Linked DNA regions of Homo sapiens: region 2 is linked to region 1. Evidence: read pairs that join two places in POLR2A ChIA-PET (ENCODE). Cell type or tissue: A673. All regions are shown on one strand. Links, peaks and the distances in the headings refer to the core of each region. The heading gives the core; the rest is flanking DNA. Region 1 overlaps RBM34 (RNA binding motif protein 34). Region 2 overlaps ARID4B (AT-rich interaction domain 4B).

What was found. Peaks named below come from ENCODE experiments on the same cell type or tissue, not always from the same donor. Only the 100,000 strongest peaks of a DNase experiment are listed, where the experiment ranks them.
Region 2: POLR2A ChIA-PET joins it to region 1 with 11 read pairs; 6 of 35 experiments call an interaction of 5 or more read pairs at or near these places.

What each region holds. Positions count from the first base shown.
Region 1 is chr1:235,129,732-235,132,545 of GRCh38, reverse strand. It overlaps RBM34 (RNA binding motif protein 34), which reads left to right. Exons shown (of 11, transcript NM_015014.4): 11 at 549-1,363. The coding sequence ends at 833. Among named protein-coding and RNA genes, the nearest start is that of TOMM20, 2.3 kb to the right of the region's middle. In A673, for the core only: no CTCF peak of the experiment used is centred there; no DNase peak of the experiment used is centred there; H3K27ac peaks cover 35 bases.
Region 2 is chr1:235,245,234-235,248,047 of GRCh38, reverse strand. ARID4B (AT-rich interaction domain 4B) reads left to right here. Exons shown (of 24, transcript NM_016374.6): 7 at 1,537-1,628. Among named protein-coding and RNA genes, the nearest start is that of MIR4753, 57 kb to the right of the region's middle. In A673, for the core only: no CTCF peak of the experiment used is centred there; no DNase peak of the experiment used is centred there.

The DNA of each region.
Region 1 (2,814 bases), core at 284-2,783:
TACAAGGTCAAGAGATCGAGACCATTCTGGCTAACGTGGTGAAACCCTGTCTCTACTAAAAATACAAAAATTAGCTGGGTATGTTGGCCCGCGCCTGTAATCCCAGCTACTTGAGAGGTTGAGGCAAGAGAATCGCTTGAACTCAGGAGGTAGAGGTCACAGTGAGCCGAGATCGTGCCACTGCACTCCAGCCTGGCAACAGAGCGAGATTCCGTCTCAAAAAAAGAAAAAAGAAAAAAAGCCAATATTGCATATGACTAATCTAGTCTAGAACCTCATTTTACAATGAAAAAAAAAAACCACGAAGCCTGTAGCATTGTGACTTAGCTGAACATTTCACAAGGCAGCTTGAGTGCTTTCTGAGGAAACACTGGTGACGAGCATGGTGATGAGGAGACTTCGAGTGCAGCAGCTGATACACCTGGGATTGGATGGGGCTTATCTGTGCAAGCTTGAAAGTCGTTCTCATCTGTTAAAGTGACACTTTCACTAGTTTCTTTGCAGATGGGTTTCTGGTAGCAATTAATGTATTGTGTTTTCTTTTGCAGAATACAGATTCTGTTCATCTTGCTCTGAAATTAAATAATTCTGAACTCATGGGGAGAAAACTCAGAGTCATGCGTTCTGTTAATAAAGAAAAATTTAAACAACAAAATTCAAATCCACGATTGAAGAATGTCAGTAAACCTAAGCAGGGACTTAATTTTACTTCCAAAACTGCAGAAGGACATCCTAAAAGCTTATTTATTGGAGAAAAAGCTGTTCTCCTTAAAACGAAGAAGAAAGGACAGAAGAAAAGTGGACGCCCTAAGAAACAGAGAAAACAGAAATAACAACCAGGAACTGCTTTTTCTTTTCCTGCTGAGTACTGCTAATAAAAGTGCTATTATCTGCTGATAGCATCGTCTGCTATTCATGTGTTGAGTTTTATACTTCTTTATGGATGGTGTATGTGAAATGTGGAGACTTCCACATTCTCAGTTTATTCACATTGTGATACTACCTTTGAAGGTTTTTTTGTTTTTGTTTTGTTTTTTGAGATGGAGTTTGGCTGTTGTCTCCCAGGCTGGAGTGCAGTGGCGTGATCTTGGCTCACTGCAACCTCTGCCTTCTGGGTTCAAGCGCTTCTCCTGCCTCAGCCTCCCAAGTAGCTGGGATTACAGGCGCCTGCCACCACGCCTGGCTAATTTTTTGTATTTTTAGTAGAGACGGGGTTTCACCATGTTGGCCAGGCTGGTCTCGAACTCCTGACCTCAGGTGATCCACCTGCCTTGGCCTCTCAAAGTGCTGGGATTACAGGCGTGAGTCACTGCACCCAAGCCTCCTTTCTCTTTTGCCTATTAAACCTCTGCTCTTAACCTTACTCCGTGTGTGCTCAAGTTCTTGATTTCCTTGGCATGAAGCAATGAACCTTGGGTATTACCCCAAACGATGTCGCTTCAGTATCTCACTTTGTTGCCCAGGCTGCTCTCAAACTGCTGGACTCAAGTGATCCTCCCACCTTGGCCTCCCAAAGTGCTAGGATTACAGGAGTGAATCACTCATCAATTCCAAGGGGCTAGAACTCCCAGGAACTGGGGACAAAGGCCAGCCAAATTCTTTATTATGCAACCTCGTGTTACTGGAAAAGGATCCAGATCCAGACCCCAACAAAGGGTTCTTGGATCTTGCCTAAGAAAGAATTTGGGGCCAGTCCACAGAGTAAAGTGAAAACAAGTTTATTAAGAAAATAAAGAAGATCACTCACGGTGGCTCATGCCTGTAATCCCAGCACTTCGGGAGGCCGAGGTGGGTGGATCACCAGATGTCAGGAGTTTGAGACTAGCCTGGCCAACATGGTGAAACCCCATCTCTACTAAAAATACAAAAATTTGCTGGGTGTGGTGGCACATGCCTGTAATCCGAGCTACTGGGGAGGCTGAGGCAGGAGAATCGCTTGAACCCAGGAGGTGGAGGTTATAGTGAGCCAAGATCATGCCACTGCACTCCAGCCTGGGTGACAGCAAGACTGTCTCAAAAAAAAAAAAAAAAAAAAAAAAAAGTGAAAGGTTACTTTGTAGAATGGTGCATACCCTAAAGCAAGAGAAGGAACATGTCCACCTTAGGTACAAGGCTTGTTTGTATTGAACAGCAAAAAAATGAGGAAGATGAGCTCTACTCCAAGAGCTTGTGACAAAGGATTTTTTGTGTGTTTGTTTTGAGACGAGGTCTTACCCTGTCACCCAGTTTGGACTGCAGTGGTACAATCATAACTCAACTGCAGCCTCAACCTCCTGGGATTAAGGGATACTTCCGCATCATTCCCCATGTAGTTGGGACCACAGGTGTGTGCCACCACGCCTGGCTAAGTTTTTAATTTTTTTGTGGAGACAGGGTCTCACCATGTTGCCCAGGCTGGTGTTGAACTCTTGGGCTCAAGCTATCCGCCCATCTGGGCCTCCCAAAGTGCTGGGATTACAGGTGTGAGACACTGCCTGGTCTTTGTCAAAGGACTGTTAATCCTGTGTAACTACTGTCTTCTGCAAGGATCAATATTATCTTTAAAGGGAAAATTAAACTAAGAATGCTTTTGTTCTTAAGATATCAGGACATCAGGACATTTCCTGGGTCTGTTAGGTAAACATTATTAACTTGTTCCCTTCCCTGTAAATATCCTGTGACCAAGAATGCCAAACTTCCTGGGAATGTGCCCCAATAGGTCTCAGCCTCATTTTACCCAGCCCCTATTCAAGGTAAGGTAGCTCTGGTTCCAATGTCTCTTGACACTGATGCTTGACTTCGATACCCCTCAACTTACAGTGTCTGTTTAATGCC
Region 2 (2,814 bases), core at 9-2,508, 120 kb before region 1:
TGGTATATACTGAGTTTAGGACAGTTTTTGCCTCCAAATAATTTTTATTTTTATTTTTTGAGATGGAATTTCGCTCTTGTTGCACAGGCTGGAGTGCAATGGTGTAATCTTGGCTCACCGCAACCTCTGCCTGCCGGGTTCAAGCGATTCTCCTGCCTCAGCCTCCCGAGTAGCTGGGATTACAGGCACCCACCACCATGCCAGGCTAATTTTGTATTTTTAGTAGAGACGGGGTTTCTCCATGTTGGTCAGGCTGGTCTCCAACTCCCGATCTCAGGTATTCCACCTGCCTCGGCCTCCCAAAGTGCTGGGATTATAGGCGTGAGTCACTGCACCCGGCCCAAATAATATTTTTTAAATGCCTGATTTAAGGTTCATTAGGACAGGGTTAGGTTCTGTACAAACTAAATTTGAAAGATTAGATTTTTTGCCCTATGAGAGTTGTGAAAGCTATGATTTTTGTCAGTCTTTTGAAGGAATCAATCTTTAGTTAATCCTTTATGGCTAGTACCTTTTTTCTTGATCATACTGTTCGTTGTTAGATACATACATCTATGTACCTTAAACACATTTACATATATTCTAATGAATTATGTAAAAAAGTGTTAATATGGTTCATCTTTTCACAGTTTTGTTCATTGTAGTTATAACAAAATTGTCTCAATTTTAAAAAAGTTATATAACATTTCTTTTTACATATTACATTAGTTTAGATGCCTGCTCTTTAATTCTAAGTTCATGGATACTCTTTCTTATACCACCCTGGTTTGTATCTTTAAGAAGTCTCTGTCTTAAATAGTTCCTCACTTTTATTTTCATCTGGGCAGTTTTCTTGGAAATCTCTAGTTGCTCTGATGTTTGTGAAATTATTTATAACAGGAAAGATTCTTCTTAGGATGAGGAAAGGAACAGAAACTGTGGAAAATCTTAAGAAAACGTAGGAAAGGAAAAAAATCAAATGTAGAAATTAAATGTAATTTAAAAAATTAAATTAATGTTACATTTTATTAAAAAAGGTTTATTGCAGAAAATGTTTGCAGAGTAGTAATATAACTTACTCCGAGGCTTTTTGTTCGTGCGATTGATGCTTTATCTTCATAATTAATTTTGTTTCTTATTAATAATTTTATTTTATGGATTATGATTCCCCATGTACAAATTAATATTGGAGCTGCAGTTGGCCCTAACCTTACAAATAGATTTCTTAATTCTCACATTTGTCTTTCCACTGAGCTGTGTTTGTTTTGTATTTTAATCATTCTTAGATGCCTATCAACCTTCACATAGGTAATGAATCATCTAGAGAGAGCAGCCAAATTTCTTTTCACTTTTTTTTTCCAGTAATGAGCTCATTCATCTTTATTCTAATATCTTTGAAACTAGAATTTTCTATCTTTAGGAAAGCTGTGTTTTAGCTTCCCTGGGGGGAGAGTTTAATCTCAAAATCTGAGCATATTCTTAAATTGATTTGGTTTAAAACAAAGAAGGCACTTGCAAAGTGTTAATTTTTTGATGGGTTTATGTTCTTACCCACAGACATTAGACCAGCTCCCACTCACCAACCCTGAGCATTTTGGCACTCCAGTCATAGGAAAGAAAACAAATAGAGGAAGAAGATCTAATCATATGTAAGTCCATTTTCATGACTGTTAGTTGAACCTGAATTCATTTCTCCTTCTAGTATTGTTTATAGTTATTTTAAAATTGTAATTTGCAAAATGCTAACCAGATCTAATAGTAATTTCGGATCTAATAGTAATTTCAGACTCCTCAGCATGGGTGATTGAGGTTCTCCATGCTCAGCCAACCTTACTTAACAGCTGTATCTGCCTTCAATTTCTCCCTGCATGTTATCTTGATGCTGTAGTCAAAATGAAACCAGTCAATAATTCCTGAATACATCGCTTGTTTTCTAATATCATGCTTTTATTCATGCTATTATTTTTGGTCTCCATGCCTCCCTTCCTGGTAACTGTCTTGTCCATGCCTTAATTCTCAACAAAAATGCTTAAACCTTTATGTGAACCATTTTGTGTCTCCCCACACTTTCCTTGAAACCAGAGATGTTTCTCTCCCCTGTAAACCCAATTCTCTGGCATAGTATGAACTGTGGAGCCAGTTGGTCTGGGTTTGAATCCTGGCTCTGCCACTTCCTTGCTGTGTGATCTTGGGATGGTTACTTAATCTTTTCATACCTCACTTCCTATCTATAAAATTTGGATAATAATATTACCTATCTCTTAGTGTTGTTGTGAAAATTAAGTGAATTCATATCCTTTAAGTGTTTATAGAGTAAATGTTACATAAGTACTAGATAATCAACATCATATACTGACATGAAAAATTTCATGATGAAATACCAGTATGTAACAGTTTCATTTATATATGAAAATGTGTTTACATGTATATATAAAAATTCTGCTTCCTGGTGTTTATGTCTGACAATTAGGACTGGTTCTTGCTGAATTATTCGAACTTTAAAAAATTTCTACGTTTTTATATATATTATAGGAAAAATAGTCTCTTATTTGTCAATAAGTTTTTTTAATTTTTAGAAGATTGCATCTAGTATTTAGACATATTTTTACGATTTTATACACATCATCCTAAAGTGTAAAAATAAATTTAAAAATGAATTTATTGTGCAATATCACGTAATATTGACCTGCAAATGTGACTAAAAATTATGATCTGTTAAAAAGTCAGTTATTTTTTATTTCCTCTTCTGTCGTTCCCCAACTGTTAGATGTTTCTTAGTTGAGGCGTCCGTTTTGTGAATATGAGAATAAAGCACGCATTTGTTGCTGAATAAGT